Linked DNA regions of Homo sapiens: region 2 is linked to region 1. A link is a loop called in an ENCODE intact Hi-C map of the cell type or tissue named here. Cell type or tissue: PC-9. All regions are shown on one strand. Links, peaks and the distances in the headings refer to the core of each region. The heading gives the core; the rest is flanking DNA.

Region 1 (8,350 bases), core at 41-8,040:
ATCGAGACCATCCTGGCTAATACAGTGAAACCCCGTCTTTACTAAAAATACAAAAAATTAGCCAGGCGTGGTGGCGGGCGCCTGTAGTCCCAGCTACTGGGGAGGCTGAGGCAGGAGAATGGTGTGAACCTGGGAGGCGGAGCTTGCAGTGAGCCGAGATTGCGTCACTGCACTCCAGCCTGGGTGACAGAGCGAGTCTCTGTCTCAAAAAAAAAAAAAAAAAAAAAAAAAAAAAGAATATTACTAAAACTTAGTTGAAAAGAAGCAGCAGGATTTGAAAGGATTGACTTCAACTGTGAAAGAAGCTCTACTGTGGGTAAAATGCTATCACACAGCATCACATGCTACAGAGAACTATTTAATGAAAGTAAGAGTCAATCTACATAGCAGATTTCATTGTTGTCTTATTTGAAGAAATTGAATTGCCACAGCCACTCCAGCCTTCAGAAACCACCATCCTGCACCCATCAACTCAACAGTATTTTAAAATTATGTACTTTGTTTTCTTAGACATAACACTATTGCCCACTTAATAGACTATAATATATTGTAAACATAACTTTTATGTACACTGGGAAACCAAAAATTTTGTGTGACTCACTTTATTGTGTATTTGCTTTATTGCAGTGGTATGAAACAAAACTTGCAATATCTCTAAAATATGCCTGTACATTATTCAAGGACTGGTGGGAAGCACCTTCTTTACAATATTTCTTGGTGAAGTAAGAATGTAATATCTACAATTCCCAAGACTTTTCTAGTTCTATCAAATCAATTCTTCTCATCTTTTCTTGTTTGTACCTTCTATTTATCATCTTCCCCTACTGCTCAATAACAAAAGAAGCTCAATACCAAGTAGGGGATTTCCAGTGAATTACACCTTATCGAACAGACTAGATCAACCAAAGAATAATTACCTCAGGATAATTCCTTTTATCTTCTTTTTAAAAATAATCCTTATATCACATGTAATTATTATTCATTTAATGTCTCTGTTGTAAACTAGACTATAAAAGTCTCCAAGAGAAAAAAGACCCTATCAATATTGTTCACCTCTTTACTTCAGCTCTTAGAAAAAGACCTAGCATAAAGAAGGTGTTCAATAAGAATTGTCAAATGATAAATAAATAAATGGATACATGAATTAATGAACACGTAATGCAACATTCACTAGTTTCTTCATGCAACTGCAGACTCAGGACTGAATAATTTTTCTCCTGTTTTTGTTTTTACTATCAAGGTAACTTTCTACAGATTCAGCAGATATATTAGTAAGCATGAGATTTAATGAATAACATGATAGAAAAAATGCAAATTAAATACAAAACAGAAAATAAATATTTGTCATTTTAACGTTCAAAGTTGACAAAAAAAGAAAAATAGTGGTCAATTTGGGCAAAGCTGCAGGAAAAAGGCACTCTTTCTACTGGGAGTATCAATTATAAAAAGATTCATGAAAATTCATCAAATGGACCAAAAACCTTTCAAATTCAATTATAGGTATTTATCCACAGGAAATACTAAAAGATGTACACAAAAGATAGTTGGACAATGTTCTTCATAAGTTGTTTATAATTGTGAGAAACTAAAACATCCTAAATACCCCCAAAATAGGAATTGGTTCAATAATTCAGGCTGTGTTACAATAAAATATTATGAGTCATTAACATTAATGTTGTAGGAAAATATTTAATGACATAGGGACACCGTTACTGTATATTATTAAGTTTTAGAAAAGAAGATTGCAAAGCAGTATTGTTGGTATCATCCTGTTTTGTAGGAAAAAAAGTCATGTACAGACATCATAAAGGCCTAGTCTAAGTTCTAGAAGAATATATGTCAGTGTTATAATGCTTATCTTTGGGTAGTAAGATTATGGGTAATTTTATGTTTCTTCTATAATAAGAAGGAGTGGTAAAAGTTAAATTCTAATAAAAGATATATATCGTCATAAGAAAATATTAGAAAAATATATAGCAAAATTTAAATAGCCATTATCTCTGAGTATAGGATTGTGGGTTAGTTTTATTTTCTTTTCACTTGAATGTATTTCTAAGTTTTATGCAATAATCTCATATTACTTTTGTAATAAGAAAAGTCCATAAAAGTTCATTAAATTTTAATAAAATGCATATGATGTCATAGGAAAAATTTGAGAAGATATACAGCAAAAACAAACAGCAGTTATTTATCTCTGGGTATAGTATAAAGGGAGTTGTATATTTTCTTCTTTTTGCTTCTTAAGACTTTCCATACTTTTAGAATGAGTGTATATGTCTACAGTGAAAGAAAATAAAATGTTATTTGCAAGAACTTTTTGCTACTCTGGGCATGGTGGCTCACACCTGTAATCCAGCACTTCGGGAGGCCAAGGCAGGCGGATCACTTGAGGTCAGGAGCTGGAGACCAGCCTGGCCAACATGGCGAAACCCCATCTATACTAAAAATACAGAAATTAGCCAGGCATGGTGGTGCATGCCTGTAATCCCAGCTACTCGGGAGGCTGAGGCAGGAGAATCACTTGAACCCGGGAGGTGGAGGTTGCCCAGATCCTGCCACTGCACTCCAGCCAGGGTGACAGAGCAAGACTCCATCTAAATAATAATAATAATAACTTTTTTGCCCATCAAGTCACAGGGGCAAAAGTCTCTTTGAATAACCATGTGCCCTAGAAGAGTCACTTAGAAGGTTCTAAGAAGTTGGTAAATAGACTATAAAGATCAAAGAAGTACTTGCTCTCATAAAAATTGTCACTGAGGAAAAGAAGGCAGTAAATTATAGCAATATATTGATCAGAATCCAGGTCAAGTAAATTTTGCACCCAAAATATCAAAGCTGGATTCATACTGCTCACTTCCACCTGTGAATGTCTAGCTACATATAGTTTTTAAATTTACAAAATAATACTGAAATGTCAGATTAGCAGACCAAAAAAAAATTTTTTTTCAAGAGAATAGTTGCTTTAGACCCTCACAGCTTTATCCCCTACTAAAGTCAACACGTAAACTGAACTTTGAAAAGATATTTTATGTGTTGCAGGCAATTTTCACAGATGGAAATTAACTGAGTTAGTAAAATTCTGAATTACAGAAGATTCTAAAATAATTGTGATTGTAATACTGTTTCATACAGTAACAGCAGTTGTGTAAACTGTTGACCCAAGTAGGGTCTGAATTAATGAGTAAAAAAAAAGAAGTAATGCCCTTACATTTGTATAACATTTACCAACATATAAAGCATTTTCATATTTGCTTATTTAATTACAATGCTGTGAAGCAGTTAAGAAAAACTCTAATGTCGGCAGATTTCCCAGCATCACAAAGAATATAAATGTGGTAGAGCAAGACCTTGACCCTTGATTATCAGCCTCCAAAGCCAATACTCTTCACATCACAAAACTCTGTTCCAGTTCTAATTAATTACAGATCATTGACAATAAACAATTTATTGGCTGAAGTCCATATAATCATTTCCTCTGATTTATTTTACGTTTCTTCTTCTTAACTGCCTTTTACATGGCAGCTGCAGAGATACACTGCTATCAGGCCTGGATTGAATTATTATACATTCCTACTGAGTGAAATCACAATTGATAAGGCTTTGGTATAATTGAAAAGATTGTTGGCGTGTTTTGTTTTATTTAATTGCATCAAGAAGCCTGAGAAGAAGTGGGAAGCTGAAAGCAAGAGCAAGTGACTAGGAAGGGAACAGGATGAACAGCACTGCCCAGGGACTTTAAAAGAAGAATCTGGAGGTGTGACAAGATAAGAGAGGGACTGGATGAGTGGGTCTGATGTGCGACAAGATAAGAGAGGGACTGGATGAATGGGTCTGATATGCGACAAGATAAGAGAGGGATTGGATGAATGGGTCTGATGTGAAGAGGATAAGAAAGTCACAGAAGCAGCTGGTTCTGTTATGCCACACTCACAATAACATAAAAAGCCCACATAGCACAGACTAATTTGGCAGTAATCTGAAATAGAAATGCATTAATCCAATTACTCTTCTTGGCAGCCCAAACCACCTACTACCTACGAGCTTTTAGAATCTTAACTCCAGGGCTAGGATGACAAAATGAGTTCCCAGAATAAACAAATCCCATTTTAGGGCAGGATGAGTCATCTTGGGAGGCCTTTATGGCCAGGGGCCATGTTTCCTCCCTGACGTGAATGAAGCCAGCTTCCTACTTTGTGTCTAGGAAGCCTCTCCCTCCTCTGTCCTATCCTCTAACCAGTGCCCACAGCTTTGAAAGATAAACCAAAGTTTGTCTTTTTTCATTTATAGTCACAGTTGTTGCTCATCTCATGGACAAGATTTCTGCTATCCTCAGATGTGTAGATTAGTCAAATATGGGTGTGTAACATCTCAGATGATTGAATTTATAAAACATTGCTGGGCTAGAGAAGGAATATTATTAGGCACTACCTGGGGAGAAATTGAAGATAAATATCTTAAAATTTGAGAATTGGAAAAAATGTTGATTTCTTTTTTTGTGTGGCAGTGAAGCCTTTCCTTCTTGCAGATAAATAGTTAAAATATATAAAACTGGAACTTGATCTATTTCAAAAACATGAGATTTTATAATTAGAAAGAACCTACAAATGAGATAGCAAATAGTTCATATTTCACCTACGGATGTGACCAGTTTTTGGTGACCATCTGCGTCATGTTGAGATGAATGGATGTGTTTGGGCTTAGGCAAAAAGGTGGTCATGATGGATGGATGGATTGCTAATGGCTGCTCTCAAGTTCACTATTGTAAATTTTAAACACAAATAAAATCCTACAGTGGTCACATAATGTGACAATGGTAGTAACTCAAGTTCTTTTTCTTTGTCTTTACAATCACTGAACCATCATATTTGTCTCCAATCTACTGTTCAGATTTGGTACTATGTAGCATCACAGGGCTTGGAGATAAACTGCACTGCACTCGAAGCAAGCTGGAATCATTCTAAATCATCACAAACTTCCCCTCAAAACAAATGGCTGTAGTTGAGTCCACACATTGTTCCTTATTGACTATATACTGGAGAGTTCCTCCAACTTACTTCGGAATACAATACAATGTTTGTAAAAGAACATAATGTTTATTAAACACATCAATAAGAAAAATGAGCTAATTTGAAACTTACATATATGTTATTAGAACAAACTAGTAACTGTTTAATTATTTAGAGCTTAGGAAAAATGTTTTTCAAGGAAGATATTTTATGATTGACTTTTTTTTAGAATTGCTTGCATCCTGTGAAGACAGACAAGCCAACTTTAGTGAGCTTTTTTTTAAAAAATTATTTTCTATAGACAGTGCATCCCCTTATTGCCTACCTCTGGGCAGACAGCTCCCAAAAGCCCATGCCTACACGCTGCCCATGGCATCTATGCAGGTATTTGACACCCTGATCCTCTATAATCCTCATTCTATGAGCCCCAGTAAAATGACCTATGTAAGATAGTGCAGGTACAGAGCTGGGATTAATACTTCAATTACTTGAATCAGAGGTTGATCTAATTTAATAGATAATCCCAGTTTTTCCTCTGAACTGCAGTGCCACCTCTGTCAAGTATCAACTTTCCATCTAAGTATGAATCTATTTCTGTGCTCCCTATTCTGTTCAATTAATCAATATGCCTATTCCCATGCCAATGTATCTAGCATAATGAAGAAAAACCCTGGATATCAGGTAGGGTAGGTGCCCACCATGATTATTTTCCCTCCAAATTGCCATGGATTTTTGTTGGCTCTGATTTTCTTCATTAAAAATTGTAAGACCAGGCTATCTGGTTCAATGGAGAAAGTTGTTGCGATTTTGATTGGAATTTTGTTTGAATTTATAGATCACTTTGGCAAGCATTGTCACCTTTGCAATGTCTTTTTCCTTTACACAAATTTCATATATCTTTTCTTTTGTTTGCATTAACATCTTTCAAGAATATTTTATATTTTTTCATAAATGTATGGTTACACATTTCACAAGTTGACTTTTAAATGCTATAAATTTTTGTGCTCATGAATTTCCAGCCCTCAGTTTTTGGTGTCTAGAAACATAATTGACCTAGTGTATCAATTTTATTTCATGCACTATGACTAAACTCTTTTATTAATCCTGACACTATACCTGAAAAAGCTTTTGGATTTTCTATGCAGACAATTATGTAACCAATAAATAATCTGCTGGGTTTTCCTTTTTATTCAATTATTTTTTTATTTTACTTAGTTTTTTGTGTGCATATGTTTATTTTTTTGCTTGTCTTATGGCTCTGGCTAGGACCTCTTTTGGGGATCAGGGGAGGACAAGAGTCTTGCTGTGTCACCCAGGCTGGAGTGCAGGAGCACTAACTCCTGGACTCAAGCCATGTTTTGGCCTCAGCCTCCCAAGTAGCTGGGACTACAGGCACGTGCCACAGTGCCCATCTAATTTTAAAATTTTTTGTAGAGACAGGGTCTCGCTATGATCCCCAGACTAGTCTCAAACTCCTGGACTGAAGCAATCCTCCCACTTCAGCCTCTCAAAGCTCTAGGATCATAGACATGAGCCATTGCATCTGACCTCTGGCTAGGACCTCTTAAATAATGTGGGATAGAAATGGCAGTACTAAAAGTTCTTATCTTTTTTCTGATTTAAAAGGCAAAGTTTTAATGTTTTGCCATTAAGGGTAATGTTTGCTAAAATTTAAAAACATATCCCTTTATCAAATTAAGGATATAATAATGTATTCCTATTTGTTAAAAATTTTTTTTTTAAGTCATGACTCGGTATGTATTTTTTCCTGAATCTTTTTGAATAATTTTAGGATTTTCCTCTTTTAATCTGTAAATGCGATGGATGATAATTGATATAGTTGGATGTGTGTCCTCACCCAAATCTCATATTTAAATGTAATCCCCAGTGTTGGAGGTGGGACCTGCTGGGAGGTGACTGGATCGTGGAGGCAGGTTTCTCATGAATGGCTTAGCTCCATCCCTCTTGATACTGTCCTCCCAAAAGTGAGTGAGATATGGTCACTTAAAAGTGTGTAGCTCCCCCTTCATGCTCTTGCTCTTGTCATATGAAGTGTCTGCTCTTGCATTGCCTTCCATCATGAGTAAAAGCTCTCTGAGGCCTCCCTAGAAGCAGATGGCACCATGCTTCCTGTACAGCCTGCAGAACCATAAGCCAGTTAAACTGATTTTCTTATAAATCACCTAGTCTCAGGTATTTCTTTATAGCACTGTGAGAACAGCCTTAATACAATAATAATTGATTTTCTAATCTCAAATCAACTCTACATTCCCAGATAATGATATATTTACATATTTCCAGACATGGTTTGCAAGTATTTAAGATACATAACTCTGTGTGAGATTGCCTTATCAATGGTCTTTTCCCTACTACTTGTTTGATGTAATCTCTAAATTATAATGGCCACATAAAATAATTTAAGAAGTGTTTCTTATTTTTCTGTATTCTAAGAAACTTTATGTAAGATTTGGAAATAGCTGTTCAGTAAACATTAGTAGAAGATGTCTGTAAATCCTCTGGGCTTTATTTTTTTGTGAGTAGGTTTTTTATTACCAGTAACATTTATTAACTGTCATAGTACAATTAGGCTTTCCAATTGTTTTATTGCATACTTTGACAAATCATATTTTTTTAGAAATTATCTTATCTAAGTTTTAAAATGTGTTGATACAAGTTGGTTCACATTTTGTTATGTTAATTTCTCCTCCATCCAAAGCTGCGTCCTACTTTTTGATTCCTAATATTATTTAGCTGCACCTTCTCTGTTTCATGATCAGTCTTTCCACAGAATTATCATACTGTTCTTCTTTAGAGCAAGCAAGTTATTGGTTTGTAGATCTCCATTGCATGTTTATTTTATATTTCAATTTTTTAAGTATTAATTTCTTCTTTTTATTTTCTTTGAGTTTATTCTTTTTCTAACTTCTAAAGTTAAATGCTTATTTAGTTAATTTGCAGAGTCTCTCCTTTTCAAATATATGTATTTAAAGCAGTACATTTTATTCAACCAACCACTTTTCTCATATTAGGCAATTTTTTAATCTATTTTTTGTTTGTCTTGGTATGTATTTTCTAATTTCAGTGACTTTTCAAAACAATTTGGACACATGCATTTTTATGATATGTGTTTTTTAATTTGCAAAGTTGGGGTGTGGTAAGTTTCTTATAAATTCCTATTTTAATTTAGGGACAGAAAAGCAGTATAGCTTAAGCAGGTTAAATGAAATGTGTTGAGACTTTAAGTGGCCACATTTGGTAAATGTGCTGGGGATGTTTAAAGAGATTATTTATTTTCCATTTGTTTAGTATATATTCTATATGTGCCCATTAGATCAACTTTGATA
Region 2 (8,350 bases), core at 210-8,209, 56 kb after region 1:
AGAATTATGGCAATCACCAGAAGCAAGGAGCAAGCATGAAATAGATCATTCCTCATTGCCTTCAGAGGTGACAAACCCTGTCAACACCTTGACTTCAGATGTCTGGACTCTAGAATTGTGAGACAATACATTTCTATTATTTTAAGCCACCTAGTTTGTGATCCTTTATTACAGCCGCCCTAGGAAACTAACATACCCCCTGCGAAAACCTAATTCCCCAGCTTTTCTTTTAACCTTTTTGGTCAGCAACAATTTTTTTTATTTTTTATTTTTTATTATTATTTTTTTTGGTACCAACTATTATCCCTGACTTAGACAGCTGCCATGTTAAACAATTATCTCTGATTATATTTGACAAATGCCTCAGGGAAATGTTTAATCAAATAATGACAAGTCATGAGAGGTAGGGTTTCCAGCAAACTTCCAGACAGGTTGAATAATGACATACTCTATGGGGGCAGGGCTTTTTGGGAAAACCAAACCTGTTGTGCCCATCTAGTGGCTGCTAGGCTGCTATTTCATGGCTACTGTGATTATCACGGAACTGGCTACTACAGAACTGAGGGGAAGGGAATGCAAATGGAGTAGGTTGAAGCACCACAAAGCTTACTTTTCTTAACAAGATTCACCTGTTTTCCTTGAATAGATGCTCCTCAGATTGTTGAAATCTTTAGGTTAATTTTCAAATTTTGAAAAAGTTGATTTTGAGAATTTTTGCCAGTGTTCTCATTGCTCTTGTGGAGTAGATTTTAAGAGATCTTTATTTCAGTACTCCAGAAGTGCTGTCTCCAGTGATTGATTTTTTTTTTTATGAGACATGGTCATTTCTGATAATTCATAAACAAAGTCAACTACCTCAACCATAATTCCCTAAGTGCTTTAAATGTGTGAAAGTCTTTTTGTTTTTGTTTTTGTTTTTATTCCCCATATAACGGGGAGTGATACTGTAAATGCATTACTTCACCTTCCTCTCAGACATAGATAAATGTATAAATAATTGAATGAGTGGAAACAACATGACCCAGGGGAAAGAAAAATGAGTGTTGGGAGACAAGAATAGGCGGATTTTTGTGATCTCATTTTAAAACTGGCCATAGATGAAACAGGATAGTTATTAATGTGCTATGAAAGGGTCAAATCGCTTCTTAGCCCTATTTTGTTTTACCATTAGAAATGTCTCCATTTACAGCCTAATGTGTCATATGACCAATTCAAATGGTAATTTTCTTTAAGAGGTAGATGCTCAATACTTTAGGGAAACTTGCATAGGTAAAGGCCGATCATGGTGGGAAATCAAACAACAGGCAGGAATGGATGTGCTTGACAGTTGCCTGTATTATTAGACACTAGAAAATATTGTGCTGTCTGATTTTGTTTTTTCTTTACTGAAGAATGAGAATAATTCTTCCTTTAATATCCCTCCTCTGAAAGGTAAATGAGATAATCCTATAGCCCTCGCAAGACAATTTGACCTATAGGATATGTCACTTTGTTTCTAATTAATATTTCTAAACAAAATTTATTGCAGTATAAGTTACATCCAATTATGGAGTTTAATGAGTTTTTGACAAATATTCAGACCTGTGTAACCACCCCACCTTCCCCTTTCAGAACTTTCTATCACCTCGAAATGTTCACTTGTGGCCCTTTACATTCAAACCACCCACCCCAAATTCCAACTCCAGGCAATTGTTGATCTTTCTGTCAACATAGATTCATTTTACCTTTCTCAGAATTTCAAACAAATGGAATCATGCAGTATATACTCTTTTTAATTCAGCCTGTTTTTCTCAGTATATTGCTTTTGAGATTCCTCCAGGTTTTTGTGTGCATCAATAGTTCATCATTTTTCAATGCAGAGTAGTACTACATTGTATGACTATACCCCAGTTTGTTTACCATTCATAATTTAATAAGTACTTTATTTTTTAGCAGTTTGGGGCTGTTGTGAATGAATCTGCTATGAATGCTCATATACGAGTCTTCATGCGGACATTTATTTTCATTTGTCTTATATAAATGCTGAGGAATATAATTACTAGGTCAAAAGGTAACTATATATTTAACCATATAAGAAAATGCCAAACTTTTTCCAGAGTATTTACACTATTTTACACTCTCACCAGCAATATACGAGACATCTAAATAGTTCCAAATCCATGTCAACACTTGAGAGTGTAAGTCTTTTTAATTTTAGTCATTTTAATGAATTTATAGAGGTATTTCAATGTGATTTGAATTTGCCTTTTCTGAGTAACAAATAATGTAAAACATCTCTTTAGGTAAAGATTGATTGCCCATTTGTATTGTTTGTTTGTTTGTTTGTTTTGAGACCAAGGTCTCACTCTGTCCCCCAGGATGGAGTACAGTGGCGCAACCATGGCTCACTGCTGCCTCGACCTCCCTGGACGCATGTGATTCTTCCAGCTCAGCCTCACAAGTAGCTGAGACTACAGGTGCATGCCTGTACACCTGGCTACTTTTTGTGTTTTTTGTAGAGATGGGGTCTCCCTATGTTGCCCATGCTGGTCTCAAACTCCTGGGATCAAGTGATCCTCCTGCCTCGGTCTCCCAAAGTGCTGGGATTCCAGGTGTAAGCCACTGCACCCAGCCAATGTTGTCCATTTGGATGATATCTTTTTTGAAATATGCACTCACATCTTTTACTGGGTAAATATTGAGTTATCTTGTTGATGCATTGAAAGAGTTATTTATATATTTTGGATATGAGATATTCATTTTTTCACTATGAGATATTCTCATGAGATATTATTCATTATGAGATATTTCACTATATTCATTATAGAATGATGAATATTCACAAGTTGACTTTTGCCTCCCAGTTTGACATTTGCCTTTTTATTTTCCTGTTTTCCAAAGAACAAGTTTTTAATTTTTACGAAGTTCAGTTTTTCAATTTTGTCCTGTTTTCTTCTAGAAATGTTATAATTTTAGTTCTGATGTTTAAGTCTATAATCTGTTTTGACTTAAATTTTGTATGTATTTACAATAAGTGTTAAAGTTCCTTCCCACACTCACTCCCAATATGAGTATCCAGCTGTTCCCACACAATTTATTGAAAAGACTATCTTTCCCCCATCGAATTACTTTGGTACCTCTGTCAAAAACCGCTTGTCTATATTTACTTTTATTTAAAGAGTCTGTAATTTTTATGTGGCAAGTACTTTGGTTTTTTTCAATATTGGTGTTTAAGATCTATCAGGACAGGACAGAGGAGGCTTTATTCTATGGCTAGCTTAAGCCCTGCTCTCAAGGCCAACCATTTTGGAGTTTCTAACAAATGTTCCAGGTATTCAATAATGTCTGTCTTCACTCTGGCTGTTTGGAAATGGAATATCCTCCTACTCTCTATGAACTCTGTGAATTATTTAACTTACAGCTCTTTAGTAGTTTTTCTTATCCTGGCCTCATAGAGTTTTATTGGATGCAAGCTCAGCTTATTCAGGCAAAGACTCAAGGGGATTCCTGGGCAAATGTTTGGAGTTATTTTTCTTAAAAATTCCCTCTTCTCTGCAACCCAGCCCTTCCAACTTGAGCTGCCTCGGTCTCCCTGAATTTGGTTTTACGTCTCCTCACTCAGTGAGAGTGTTATGCTCTGCTTGTTCCCCCACTGTGCATGCTAGTTCAGAAAAGGTTCCCATGCAGAAACCTCAGGTAATTATGGGACTTGCCTTGTTAGTTTCCCTTATCTTATGAGTCACAGTCCTGCAGTTCCTATTGCTCAAGATCTGAACATGATGTGTCATGTGCTTTGTCCCATATTCTAGTTGTTTACAGCAAAAGAGCAAATCTAATATCAGTTATTCCATAGTGGCTATAAGTGGAAGATTTTGGAAACAGTGCTTCTTGAATTGTTTCATGTCTCCGCACTGTCAGACATACAAATTACTGATAGCCTTGTTGGAAGGATTGAATGGTAAGCATGCTTTATAAATTAGAAATAGTAAATTGCTCTGGAGAGATCTGAAGTTCCATCTCCATCAGAACTATTTGCTTACACTCTAAGAGTGATAAAAACCTAGAGACACCTTCCTTTCCTCTCCCCAGAGAGGATCTGTTTACATTTCAGAGCAGCAAGATCTCTTTCATTCTCCCCTCCCTTCAGGGCAGGTAAGACACATGTGCCAGCCATCTTATAGAAGCTTCAAGCATCATAAATAATCAATCAAGTATCAATAATCAATATCAAATTTACCTACTTGTGCAGCGGTTGCTTCATAGGAGAGAAAACTAACATTAGTTTTCTCTCCTATGAAGCAACCGCTGCACAAGTAGGTAAATTTGGCTCCCACTATGTTACCCGCGAAACAAGAATTGGGACATGGGGAACTAGTGCTGCTAAGATTCTCTGAGTGAATGATCTGTTTCTGACCCAGAGACCTGTGTTGTCAGAAAAAAATAGATAAGTAAATATAGGGAGATTTTTTTAAAGACTCTTTTAAAGTCTCTCGTGATTGTAAACTTAATCCATGCTCATATTTAAAATCTTTAAAATAAAAATCAAAAATTATGAAAAGAAAACACTGTAAACATTTTGACATGTCTCTGAGGAGGAAAAACATAAAGAGAAGATGAGGAAAAAAAGGGGAAAATGTTTAAACTGTGTTAATAGTTTTTTTAAATTTAGCATTATGTTGTGAGCTATTTTCTCTGTTGCTGAATACTCTTTGAAGCCTGGCATTTAATAATTGAATAATCTTCTATTCACTAGATCTCCTTTGGTTTATTTAAATATTCACCTATCACTTGACATTTAAGTCATTTCAAGCCTCATTTATTATAAAGAATGTGACTTGCATGTAAGTTTTTAGCTACATCTGTGATTAAATCATATTCTTGAGATACAAACACACAGGTGAAAATTTTAGGTCAAATGGAATGAACTTCTTAAGGAGTTAGAAATGTCATTCATATGACCAAATTCTTTGGCAGGTTTTGAGATGGGCTTCTGTTTTATTTTGAGGAGAAGCTTCTGCCTGCTTTTTGATAGCCAACAGACAAAACTTGCATGTCAAGAACCTACAGAGAAGGATGAACCGACTTGTCCTGGCTATCAACAATCTGCAGGAACCTCTGAGCACCTACCTCCCTCCCCATTCAAATAGTTTGCACATTTTGCACTCTTGGAGAAAAAGAAATTTTCTTTGTTTTCTTGGTTTCCTTATTTTGTTGTTGTTATTTTGTTTTCAACTACAATATTTAATCAAAATTATACATTCAAGGTGAAGATCCATATGCCTTAATAACAGTGATACAGAATTAAAGTCTCACCAGAAATGCTGTTTGAAAACGAGTGGACTTTTCTTTAAGATTTATAATTTGGGGATGCTCTCTTGCATAAGATTACAAGTTCAGATTTTGTAGACAGATCCTTGGTCAATTGACTAGGCTGTCCCTGGTCTTTCTGCACACTGGACATGCTTCGGCCAATGGTTCTCACTATTCTTACTAATGTTAGACCCAACATTATGGCAGGAGTAATAGATCAGTAAGAGGAAGCATAGGGACAGCTTTGAGGTCAATTACCAGAGATATTGTTTAATTTACTCTCATCTCTGACTCAAATCCAGAAAAATATTTACATATCCCTTCCTAAGCCCAAACTCTCATCAGACACAGATAAATGTTAGTCATATGGAAGGGGAATTACTGGGAGAACAAAAGCTCTGTCTTTGGCTTCTCACACCTGTTGGCACTTTCTGTGTGATAAGAACCATGCTAGCATGTGGGAAACAGTGATTTACTGTAACCATGTGAGCCTATCAGCCAGGTCAGTCTGCTCCAGAAGACAGAATGTGGAATCACCTGTTCCTGAAATGGCCCCAGGAACATCAATTGCATCGGTAAACAGACAATTAAATTGGCAAATACTGATATGAAAAAAAAACTGCATGCTAGTTCAGGGGGGTATATGGATATCTTTTCTATTTTAAAAAATAAAAGGGAAAGTTGGAGAATGGGAGGTAGAGAACTATCTAATCACTGGGGCCCTTTGATCTTTGGAATGTTGGTTCCAAAACTCTGCTTGAGCCTCTTTGCTGTGTTTCCCCTGTTTTATTTCGATGGCTTCTGTTTGTCAGCCTCTCTGATTTTTCTGTCTTTATTTCAGATAATTGATGACCCTATGCAACTGTTAAAAAAATGTGGGCATCCCTTTGGACTAGTCTGGATTCCTGATGCTGAGGAAATCGACCACACGAACAGCTTCTGGAATTTAACCAGATCCACAAGGGTGAAGAGAGGGCAAGAGATCATCTTAGAGAAATTTTAAACTATTCTATTGTCTTTTGTTCTGCTTCATGAGAAAGACTAGATTGTGAAATTCATCCCATTTCTAATTCCCACCCAGGGAATAAAAGAGAGAATATTCATTTCCTTTTAATATCAGCTTAAGCAAAGAAAATGCAGTTACACCAAGGAAAGATGATGGGAGAGTCACAGATGATTCATAATTGACTCCAAATTTCATTCCTGAACATATCTGCTCTCATTAATAGTTAAGACAGAAAAACAAATAAAATATAAGAAGCTCCAATCGAGTAGAGCCTCCTTGATTCTTGCTATCTGCAGTGCACTGCATGTGACACTGGCCATTTAAATCATTATAGTCCTCACATGCCATTTTTCAAACAGAAGACCTAGCTTCTTATCATTGTTTTAAGTCAGTTATGACCCAAGCTTTCCCCATATACAATTAGCAGCTTGAAAGGTGGTACCAAATCTTATATATCTTTATATTTCTAGTGTGTGGTATTAGTGCCTTGAACATGGTAGGTGCTCAGTAAACGTGGTTAAATTGAATAAACGTAGTGAAAATGTGGGTAGGGGGATCCCAATGGAGCTAATACCTACTGAGCCCCTGATACTTTTTCCAAACTATCTCATTTATTAATTACAAGAACTCTATGCAATAAGTCTTATCACCTCCATTTTACAGGTGAGGAAACAGGACCAGAGAGATGAGTACAATCAGCCCAACTAGTTAGTAGCAAGGCTGGTATTGAAAGTGGATGGGTTTGACTGACAAAATCAATTGACCTCCCCAACTGCAAGACGATCTGAACAGAAACAGTAGGTTATCTTGTCCCCAGCATCCTTACTCTTCCACAACCTCCTTCAACCAGGCTTTAACCTTCTTCCTTCCTGAGTATTTACTGGGATGTTAATACCAGAACACTAAGGTATTTACATAATGTAATTTACCATCTAAAGTGGAAGGCATTCAGAGAGAGAATATGAATAAAATAAGAACTAAAATATACAGGGATTTAGGCAAATTTATATTAATACTAATTGGGAATATTGGAGACTAACACAATAAAGAAAATATGTAAAATTTGGTTGGACTGTATAAAAATAGTACTAATTACAGTTATTTACATAAATTGCTCAACATTCAGCCTAATTACTGTGAATTACAATAATTCTTAGGTAAATGTTTAAATGTGGCTTTGATTAACCTGTGTAGATTGTGCATCTCAGAGCAAGCTTGGCCCAAGACTACTCAGTCTCTGGATGTGTTGCCCGTGGAGCTTGGACGAGAAGGCACAGAAGCAGGAATCTTGCTCAGAAGGTAGAAATTAATTCATGTCATCAAAAGAGAAACCATAAGGAATAGACTTTTCCTCAATCCCTGCTTCCCTTTTCCTTTCCCACTAAGTTTTAATATTTTTGTTAAAAAAGAAAAGCTGAAAACACAAGTCCTACAGCAATATTTTCAACAGAATTATCCTTTAATGTGAAGGAACAGTCTTCTCTCTCTGTTTCTGCTAATTGGACTAGTAGCTTTTCCTTAAAAATCCAACCAATTTCACAAGACTTTAGAGGTATGTTTCCAACTGTCTAGTGGCCTTTTTTAAAATGACTTCATAGTAGGCATAAAGCCTCAAATAAAAGAAGAAAACACTCAAAGGAAAATCTTATTTCATAAATTAATGTACCATCTCAGAGTCTTAGAGGCAAGAAATGTGTATTGAATTACTTGTTCTTGGATAAAGAGCCTTGAAATGCCCACTATGTGCCCCATCATAAAGACACTGTATTTGTAAGCTTCCACAGTGTGTTGTCTCACTAATAGATGTACCTAAAAGATATATATTGGGAAGGCAGCTAACCATGAAAATTTGCTATAGCCTAATAAGTAAAGGTATCATGCTAGGCTAGAAGTATAGTAATAACTGGTAACATGATTCGAAATAAAATTGGCATTAGTCATTCAAGAAATAGAAAACTGTAACTTAGTTTAGCAAAGATTTAAAAAGCAGTGCTAGTTCACTCTCTCCCTGCTTTCTCATGCATTTCCCTCCTTTCTCCTTCCATAAGAAATGAC

The links. Hi-C counts contacts between places; a loop is a spot of excess contacts. Peaks named below come from ENCODE experiments on the same cell type or tissue, not always from the same donor. Only the 100,000 strongest peaks of a DNase experiment are listed, where the experiment ranks them.
Region 2: a loop joins it to region 1, with 2.4 times the contacts of the local background. A loop is called at or near these places in 2 of 110 quality-filtered maps.

The regions. Positions count from the first base shown.
Region 1 is chr1:221,608,529-221,616,878 of GRCh38, forward strand. No RefSeq gene overlaps it. Among named protein-coding and RNA genes, the nearest start is that of DUSP10, 130 kb to the right of the region's middle. In PC-9, for the core only: no CTCF peak of the experiment used is centred there; DNase peaks (open chromatin) are centred at 503 and 4,103; H3K4me3 peaks cover 414 bases; H3K27ac peaks cover 675 bases.
Region 2 is chr1:221,663,980-221,672,329 of GRCh38, forward strand. No RefSeq gene overlaps it. Among named protein-coding and RNA genes, the nearest start is that of DUSP10, 74 kb to the right of the region's middle. In PC-9, for the core only: no CTCF peak of the experiment used is centred there; a DNase peak (open chromatin) is centred at 3,712; H3K4me3 peaks cover 349 bases; H3K27ac peaks cover 1,287 bases.